2 separate regions of the Homo sapiens genome follow, and region 2 is linked to region 1. A link is a contact called in ENCODE Hi-C data. All regions are on one chromosome and are shown on one strand. The core of a region is the stretch at or near the end of the contact, and the rest is flanking DNA. Distances in the headings are between cores, read along the strand shown. Region 1 holds the start of C11orf71 (chromosome 11 open reading frame 71). Region 2 holds the start of DLAT (dihydrolipoamide S-acetyltransferase).

Region 1 (4,841 bases), core at 1,839-4,338:
CTGTTAAATAGCTTTATGGATATACCGGGAAAAATTGTCCCTGGTAAAATATGAACCTCCCCAAAGCAAATAAAATCATTTAAGTAAATATGATATTTTCTAATACTCAGTACCTGAAGAGATTTTACAAATCATTTAATTCAACTTATTTTCCTTACACATGGGAAGACGGGACTAAAGAAAGGAGACTAGCTCAAGATTACACAATTGATAGATGCAGACCTAGAATCCAATTCTAGGAATTCTTAGTCCAATAGACTGTTGACTAACTGGTATTTTTCAACTGTAAGTAACAACCAATTAATGACTGTAAAATAAATTTTAAAATGTTTTAAATGAAATAGTAATCCAAGTAGTGAGGGTAAATAATGTTTTGAGAAATTTTGTTTCAAGTGTATACATGTACTGTACACATATGTGGGTATGGTTATGTCGCTACAAATCAACAAATAGTTATATACGTATCTATTCTAAGGGGACTATATACAATGTGTTTGTCTATAGAATAGACACATTCTATACCCCTTAGAATAGATACATAACAACAACCCCAAAAGGCAAGTAATAACGGCAGAATGAAGAGATAAGAGAATAATGAAGGAGACTATTTACTCATGTGTTTTGAGGCTATTCCCTATAAGAATTCCTGATAAATGATCTTAACAATAAGTGAGAAATATTACCTGCTAGGAGATGTGGAGGTAGGGCTTGAATTTCCAACATGATGTTGGGGATATGACAAACTGACATCTTGTGGGGCATGACTACTTCCTAAAATGAAACAATTTGAAAAATTATTCTTGATAGAAAATCTAATTTGAAATTTTGTCTTCCCCACTTGAAATCACTCCAAAAAGGTAAACACAATCTAAAAGAGAAAAATCTCAAACTACTGGCCGGGCGCGGTGGCTGACGCCTGTAATCCCAGCACTTTGGGAGGCTGACGTGGGCACATCTCTCGAGGCCAGGAGTTCGAGACCAGCCTGACCAACATGGTGAAACCCCACCTCTACTAAAAATACAAAGAATTAGCCAGGCGTGGTGGCGTGCACCTGTAATCCCAGCTACTCAGGAGGCTAAGGCAGGAGAATCACTTGAACCTGGGAGGCAGAGGTTGCAGTGAGCTGAAATTGCACCACTGCACTCCAGCCTAGGCAACAGGGCAAGACTCCATCTCAAAAAAAAAAAAAAAAAAAAAAAAAAAAAAAAAAAAAAAGAATCTCAAGCTGCTGTAGACCGCTTTACGGCTTCATCGGGGTGAAAATTATAAGTGTATAATATCAGATAAGCAAAACAAAGCACTCCATAAATATCCAATCTGACCATAATTTTCTGATCTCCACCCTAAATTGTAACACTGGATACATGGACAGTTTCATCCTCACATGATCAAGAACCAAAATATATAAAAGTAATTACAAAGCAGCCAGGAGAAGTATTTTCAGAAAATAAACCTAGCTCTTTTCAGAGTACCCAAGCCCAGCTCTCTTAGTGATACAGTTTATGTTTTTTCACTAACCCAAAATGAAACTTTAAGCTCAGTTTTGAAATTCTAATTTCAAAATCCATGTGTCAATGTTACCCGTTTTCAGGGATATATAAAGTTTGCTATATAAAGTTTACTATTCACAATGCTTAAGAAAGAAGTTTCATCTACAAATAAGAGGTTCTTTAAAACTGAATAATAAATTTAAAAACAGCAGGAAACAATGCCCCCCGAACCTCATTGGGCAGTTACCTGATCTAAATTGAATTTTGATAGGCCTTCCATAAAGTTTGATTCCATTAAGTAGATTCATTGCATAAGGAACAGACACTTCATGTTTGAAATTCACAAACGCAAACTGCTTTGGTTTACCATCCTTATCTTTTGGAATTTTCACCTTTATTACTGGCCCAGCCTACAAACAAAAAGGTGTTTAGAATTTAAATAAAGCAACTAAGGGAAAATACTCAAATTTTACAAATAAGATATGACAAAGTTTAAAAACAACAGAAACGTAATCAGAAACTTCTTTTGAAAATGATGCACGGATTTCCATTTTGGCTACAGTAAACATCCTAGTTATGACTGAACATTAGATTTATTTGGGGAAGGGGGCCCATAAGGAACTGGAAACACAATCACTTTTGCAATTCACAGCACTGTATGGCTTAACATAGTGACCAATCGCCATTATTTTGCCACTCCATGAAAATGAACATTTATCAAGAACAAGAGAATGATTTTCTTTAACTAAAAACGGACTTTTGTATTGATTAATCAAACAATACCAGTTATTAGGGGATAGGGATGGGGGGAATAGGATACTCAGAATTTTTCACACTTTTTAATACAGCAACACTAAAATGCTGTTTTTCTACGGAGTACTTAACCATTTTATTTTACATATTTTAATAATGCTGCAATTTGATAAGCAAACTTTAGGGGAAAACAGACACAAATAAATTAAAATATTAAGTTCCCAGTCAGATAAACCAAAGACAAATTATCCTAAGGGGAAGATGACAACAGGAAGGATAAGAAAAAGCACTGCTCAACGAAGACCCTACACACACACTGTGTTCCCAAGGACCCCTGGATCTCTACCACGGGAAACCTGATCGAGGATCCCTCCACCACCTTTAGTCGTCACTTTCGGCCTAAACGAACCAAGATCTTCCAGGAAAGCGACACCCAGCGAGCGTTTCGCAACCCAGACCCGCCTTTCACCCCCAAACAGCCACCCGTCGGGTCCCCTGACGGCTACGAAAAGAAAACGGGGTGGCCGCTGGCCAGGCCCTAGGCGAGACGGAAAACGAAAGGCAAAGGGCCGAACCCAGCCGCTTACCTGGTGGAAAAGCTCGAAAAGGAGCTCCTCGGTCACTTTCGTTTCAAGGTTGCCCACAAAGAGAGTGCGATCCGCTTCCGCCGCCGCCGCCCCCATCTCAGCGTCGCCCCCTCCCTAACCTGGCCAAAAGGTCGTGGCCGACGCACCCACTGCGCATTCACGGAAGCCCCACGTCCTCACGCTCCCTGGCGTCACAAACGAAAACGCCCGTTGCGCTTGCTCTCAGCGGGCGACGACGTGCGCGGACGGTCTGCGCATGCTCGCCAGGATACCCCTCGTTAAAGGCAAGGCGGCTTCTGGCTCTTCCGCAGGCTCAGTTATGGGTTCCTGTGTGCTTAGTCATCGGGTCCGACACAGGCTGGACTGATCTGGGGAGCCGCGAAGGGCCTGCCTTCACAAAGGGACGTAACGCAAGTACTGCGGGCAGTGTTTGAATATGGCCCTGAACAATGTGTCCCTGTCCTCCGGTGATCAGAGGAGCAGGGTGGCCTACCGCTCTTCCCATGGCGACCTCAGACCGCGGGCGTCAGCGTTGGCGATGGTCTCCGGAGACGGCTTCCTCGTTTCCAGGCCTGAAGCGATTCATCTAGGACCTCGGCAGGCGGTGCGACCAAGCGTTCGGGCCGAGAGCCGTCGAGTGGATGGTGGCGGCCGGAGCCCAAGGGAACCAGATGGCCGGGGCCGGAGCCGCCAAGCCAGATTCTCACCTTACCCAATCCCTGCCGTTGAACCCGATCTCCTAAGAAGTGTGCTGCAACAGCGTTTGATTGCATTAGGAGGTGTTATCGCAGCTCGAATTTCAGTTTAAACGAACACCTTTCCTCTGGCCCTCACTTAGCTTGTGAACAGGCCTTTTTAAAATCCTTTCTTGGTGTAGCAGCAATCGTGTTGTTTTATTTTTAGATGGATGTATTTTCATTTAATACGTGGGAGTTATATGAATATGTCCTAGCACTAAGGGAAGTGTAACAGTTGATTGATTTAGGTGGTTTTATGCAGCCAGAACGATTGGATCAGGAAAGGTGTGGAAGGGATATTCTTAGGTCGTCACAAAGCTGAGCTGATGGGAGCACCCTCCCCAGAGGTCAACAATCCATTCGTTAACTCAGACACTTAACCTTTACCTTTACTTCTGTTGGCGAAAAAGAAGTGCTCCTTTTTATTACACTGATTTATCCTTCCATCTTTTCCTTGGCATTTACCATCTTCCATCTCCCCCTTCACTTTTTTCAGATATGTCTACAAACAGACTCCAATCTCAGTCGCACTAAAAATAAGAACAAAACCTAAACCTTACAGTTCTTTCAAATTATTAAATCAATTTATTATTCCTTTCTTTGGCAAAGGTTCCAAATTTTTACTTTATATTTGTAATTTTACTATTTGCATTCAGTCCCAGCGCATTAATCTGAATCTGCTGTCCTAAAATACACTGGTGAAAACATTACTTGTACAATCTCCTATCAGAAAACTGTTCATCTACTCACTGTAGTGCCCTCCTTGAAATGTGTGTTTGTTCATTCAACTAACAATATTTGGGGATCCCTGTAGTAAACACTGTATGAATTTTACACAGTCTGGCCATCAAGAAAGATCACGGAGTATATTCTAGATGGGGAGGCTACTAAGTGAATAGGAATCACCACGCTGGGCTGTTTATTAGGTACAGTAATAAACATAAGTACTGGTTGCAGTGACTTTTTTTTTTTTTTTTTCATCATAATACTGCACTATCCTGGTTCTTCTCTTACCTGGCTGATCACTCCTTATTTGCTGTTATTTTTGTTCTCTTAACCATACATTTCCCAATGTTTAAAGGGTGGTATTTTGAGAAAGTTAATGGGTTTTGTAAGTGCCAGCTCTTTATATAAGCAGGTAGACTAGCTTTTTCCCAGCAGACGCTTGTCTGTTTAGACTTCCTTAAAATAATTATCTTCAAATAAAGCAAAATCTCCATACACCACATAGTATTGAATTGTTATAACTACGTGTTAAGAAGAATGTTGAGTA
Region 2 (5,069 bases), core at 2,543-5,042, 2.4 Mb after region 1:
AATGAAAAGTGCCACGCATTACCCTGTGTACTACACTGAGGCTGAGAAAGGTTACAGGAACTGTTCAAGTTCTTATAACTGGAAATAACAACCAGGAAGAATAGTTGTCAATCTTCATGTTTAAACCTATATACTCCCAAATGACAAGACCTAACCACATTTAATGTCAGTTTCCAAGATGTAGTAGCCATCTATGAAAAAAAGTGAGTAAGTAAGTAATCACCTAGAGCAAAAACTCAGAGGCTGAGCCTCACCTGCATGTGAGGGGGATATGAGCTACCAGGAGCCTGAGCAGAAGGTGTAGGTGGCGAAGCAGTGGCAGCAGGGGTTGGTGCTGGGGCCGCTTGTGGGGTAGGTGCTGCTGAGGAATCCAGTGTATAATTTTTAAAGGCCTCAATATCCTCAGGCCTAAGGAAGAGAAAGAATGCATAAATATAATGGGCAGATTCAGCTTTCACAAAAGTAGTCTTAAAAAATAGTCTTTAACTCCTAATTCTCAATTCTGGGTAAAATACTCCACCAAGCAATGAAGTTCCACAAATTATGAGCGCACTACTCACTTGCCAACTGTGATACAGATGATCGCTCCGATGGGAACATCCCTGGTACCTTCAGCAACAAGTATCTTTGCCATATAACACTCCTCCAGGCTCTCAAATCCAACAGTGGCTTTATCAGTTTCAACCTTTTAACACAAAAAGCAGTAGCTCAGGTTTGTACTGTTGGTATGTAATTTATTAGCTTGTGTCTAGAATTTTTTTTTTTTTTTTTTTTTTTTTGAGACACAGAGTCTCATTCTGTCACCAAGGCTGGAGTGCAGTGGTGCAATCTCGGCTCATTGCAACCTCCCCCTCCCAGGTTCAAGCGATTATCCTGCCTCAGCCTCCCGAGTAGCTGGGATTACAGGAACAGGCTGCCATGCCCGGCTGATTTTTGTATTTTTAGCAGAGACGGGGTTTCACCATGTTGGCCAGCCTGGCCTTTGTGTCTAGAATTATACAGTTCATGTGAAGATAAGGCCACTACGACAGATTTCAAAGAAGAAATTACTTTAGAAACGCCTTGGTTAAAATCAGTTTGGCCAGCTGCTGACAACTTATCCAACCAATCTTGTCTAACATCAAGTTGTGAAAAACACTTCAGTTTCTTAAACAAAGGGGTAGCTACACATCCAGAAAGTCAATGTTCAGTCAATTAGGCAAAGCCAGTCTCTTCGAACTCATCTCCGTTACTTTAAAACAACTTACCCTCTCCCTCTCCCTCTCCGTCTCCCTCTCCCTCTCCCCACGGTCTCCCTCTCCCTCTCTTTCCACGGTCTCCCTCTGATGCTGAGCCGAAGCTGGACTGTACTGCTGCCTTCTCGGCTCACTGCAACCTCCCTGCCTGATTCTCCTGCCTCAGCCTGCTGAGTGCCTGCGATTGCAGGCACGCGCCGCCACGCCTGACTGGTTTTCGTATTTTTTTGGTGGAGACGGGGTTTCGCTGTGTTGGCCGGGCTGGTCTCCAGCTCCTAACCGCGAGTGATCCGCCAGCCTTGGCCTCCCGAGGTGCCGGGATTGCAGACGGAGTCTGGTTCACTCAGTGCTCAATGGTGCCCAGGCTGGAGTGCAGTGGCGTGATCTCGGCTCGCTACAACCTCCACCTCCCAGCCGCCTGCCTTGGCCTCCCAAAGTGCCGAGATTGCAGCCTCTGCCCGGCTGCCACCCCGTCTGGGAAGTGAGGAGCGTCTCTGCCTGGCCGCCCATCGTCTGGGACGTGAGGAGCCCCACTGCCTGGCTGCCCAGTCTGGAAAGTGAGGAGCGTCTCTGCCCGGCTGCCATCCCATCTAGGAAGTGAGGAGCGCCTCTGCCCGGCCGCCCATCGTCTGAGATGTGGGGAGCGCCTCTGCCCCGCCGCCCCGTCTGGGATGTGAGGAGCGCCTCTACCCGGCCGCGACCCCGTCCGGGAGGTGAGGAGCGTCTCTTCCCGGCCGCCCCGTCTGAGAAGTGAAGAGACCCTCCGCCTGGCAACCGCCCCGTCTGAGAAGTGAGGAGCCCCTCCGCCCGGCAGCCACCCCGTCTGAGAAGTGAGGAGCCCCTCCGCCCGGCAGCCACCCCGTCTGGGAAGTGAGGAGCGTCTCCGCCCGGCAGCCACCCCGTCCGGGAGGGAGGTGGGGGTCAGCCCCCGCCAGGCCAGCCGCCCCGTCTGGGAGGGAGGTGGTGGGGCCAGCCCCCCGCCCAGCCAGCCGCCCCGTCCGGGAGGGAAGTGGGGGGGTCAGCCCCCGCCTGGCCAGCTGCCCCGCCCGGGAGGTGAGGGGCGCCTCTGCCCAGCCGCCCCTACTGGGAAGTGAGGAGCCCCTCTGCCCGGCCACCACCCTGTCTGGGAGGTGTACCCAACAGCTCATTGAGAACGGGCCATGATGACAATGGCGGTTTTGTGGAATAGAAAGGGGGGAAAGGTGGGGAAAAGATTGAGAAATCGGATGGTTGCCGTGTCTGTGTAGAAAGAGGTAGACATGGGAGACTTTTCATTTTGCTCGGTACTAAGAAAAATTCTTATCCTGTTGATCTGTGACCTTACCCCCAACCCTGTGCTCTCTGAAACATGTGCTGTGTCCACTCAGGGTTAAATGGATTAAGGGCAGTGCAAGATGTGCTTTGTTAAACAGATGCTTGAAGGCAGCATGCTCCTTAAGAGTCATCACCACTCCCTAATCTCAAGTACCCAGGGACACAAACACTGCGGAAGGCCGCAGGATCCTCTGCCTAGGAAAACCAGAGACCTTTGTTCACTTGTTTATCTGCTGACCTTCCCTCCACTATTGTCCTATGACCCTGCCAAATCCCCCTCTGCGAGAAACACCCAAGAATGATCAATAAAAAAAATAAATAAATTAATTAAAAAAAAAAAAAAAAACTTACCTCTGCAATTAGGTCACCTTCATTGATTTTGTCCCCCTCTTTTTTTTCCCAACGGGCTATGGTGCCTGCCTGCATTGTGGGGGAAAGAGAAGGCAATGGAACCTGGAAAAGGAAAAGAAGAAACATTAAAATTTTTAAGGACTACCTAACTCTCAGTCTGGCTTAAGATTTCATTCAATTCAATTTCATGCAAAGTGTATACAGTTCCATTGCACATTGGGAACTAGGGATGCCAAGGGAGTTCCTGTCCATGAGAAGTTAGTAATTTCCAGTGACAGGCTTTCTCCTCCACAGTCCTGTGGGTCTGACAAAGCATGAACCTCGGCAGATATTCTGCATACAGCCCCAGTCTTGAAGCTCTCCTTTCAATGAAATAGATCATGAGAGGGACACTAAGGAGCTACAGCAAAGCCAACTATTGGACAAAGGGCCAAAGCAGATACTGGGAATGGGTGGAGGATCAGTGAGGCCTCTCAAGGAGGATCTTGCAGGCATCCAGTCAGCTCTGAAGGACAACGGGGTCCCGAGAAGGGGGGTCTAGGGCTCACCTTCTGATGCGGGGGAAGACTGTAATAGCGGCGGCCGGGCGACCCCAAAAGCTGCAGCAGTAAGCGGTTCCGCGGCGTGGCCCCAGAACTGGGGGTCCAGCCGCACAGTGCCCGGACCCCGCCATACCCTGTAGTCACGCTGTTGCGACGAGCGGGAGCCGGGCCAGATCGCGAGGTCACTCGTGGAGTTCCGGGTACCTCCTGCAAGGCCGTCCACCGAGCCTCGAGTCCCGCCCATGGGGCTACATTCTGAGCCCGTCGCGCACAGACGCGCCACATAGTGCCACCAACCCCCCACACCCCAAAACCAACGCCGTCTCCGGAGTGACCTCTCCAAGAGCAGCGGCGTTGCCGTCAGCCACACCGCACAGCCGCACGTTGTCGTAAAATGGTTCCCGCAGGTTTACTCCACCCGCTCCCCAGGCCAGAAATGCGCGGCACGCACGCTCTTTCTCTACGGAGCGGGGACGAGGGGCACTACGGGGCAGGAGTGTTCCAGAGGGGCCTGTGCGGGCGCAAGTTTGGGAGAAATAACAGACGGAAAGGGGTGGAAAGTGGTAGGGTTCTAGGGGAGGCATCCGAAAGGGTGAGACGGGGCCTAAGAGATGACAAGGGCACGACCGAGGGGGAGGGGCCTAAAAAGGCGCAGAGACGCGGGTTAATTGCGGCCGAGTGGCCTGAGAGTCTGGGCCGAGGGGCGTGGCCAAGCTTTCTGGAAAAGCTGGAAGTGAGCCCGGGAACTGGCTAGGGCAGTGGGAGCCTCAGGCCAAAGGGCGGGGGTCTTGGAGTGCTGGGGTGGTGAAGGAGCCAGGAATCGCCCGCGAGGGAATCGAGGGGTCCGGCGTGGTGACCTCTGCTTCTGCGCATCCGAAGGGGGATGGACTGGGCCGCGCCCCGCGCAGGCTGTACTGGTTGCAAAGATTTCGTTTCAGGTTTGTAGCCCAAGTGGAAAGTGGAGTGAACAGGTGTTCCACCCAGCCAAGTGGTAACGAAAGGCAGCCCAGAGGAAGATACATTCCCGCATTCATGTATACTGTAGCAAGATTAAGCATATTCCCTGTATGAAGATATAGGTTTACAAAACAGGTGTTGCTCCCTAATACCATAGAATTCTTTTAAGTAACCAAAAGCTTCGTTATGTTTCAAATGTTTGAAAAACTTAACTGTAAGCCGTTGAAGGCATGAAGAGTGTCTGCGTGGTCCTTCCATGTAGCCCCAGAGCTTAATATCCAGTAAATAGCGGGGGCTGAATGTATGTCTTTTGAATCAATGAATAAAAAGTCATCTACACATTTTGTTAGGCACGCTTCTCTTGTAAAGTTGTCTTTTAATTAGAAAACATATCGTTTCTGAACTGAAGGTGACATTAGATAAGGAGGAAGCATGTGCTGTGTATCACCACCTCCCCCCTGTAGAGATGGTTAGAGAACACCAAGAACGCAAGAGGAAGTTGGAGGGAAGAAACTTAAAACAAGATTTTAGCCAGGAGCGGTGGTGCATGCCTGTAGTCCCAGCAATGCTTGAGAGGCTGAGGTGGGGGAATCACTTGAGCCCAAGAGTTTGAGACCAGCCTGGGCAACATAATGAGACTCCCATCTGTTAAAAAAAAAAAAAAATGGGG

What was found. A loop is a pair of places that touch in the nucleus more often than their neighbours do. Pooled maps may share reads with other maps.
Region 2: a pooled map shows a loop between it and region 1 (18-fold over the local background). The contact joins the promoter of DLAT here to the promoter of C11orf71 in region 1. A Hi-C loop is called at or near these places in 7 of 50 pooled maps.

What each region holds. Positions count from the first base shown.
Region 1 is chr11:114,398,758-114,403,598 of GRCh38, reverse strand. It overlaps C11orf71 (chromosome 11 open reading frame 71), which reads left to right and starts at 3,088. Exons shown (of 1, transcript NM_001271562.2): 1 at 3,088-4,841. The coding sequence starts at 3,268. The coding sequence ends at 3,639. It overlaps RBM7 (RNA binding motif protein 7), which reads right to left and starts at 2,933. Exons shown (of 5, transcript NM_001286045.2): 1 at 2,832-2,933; 2 at 1,739-1,901; 3 at 684-771. The coding sequence starts at 2,927. RefSeq lists enhancers at 2,761-3,303, 3,201-3,590, 3,304-3,846.
Region 2 is chr11:112,024,131-112,029,199 of GRCh38, reverse strand. It overlaps DLAT (dihydrolipoamide S-acetyltransferase), which reads right to left and starts at 3,792. Exons shown (of 14, transcript NM_001931.5): 1 at 3,449-3,792; 2 at 2,901-3,002; 3 at 561-685; 4 at 255-408. The coding sequence starts at 3,727. RefSeq lists enhancers at 3,791-3,990, 4,641-4,830.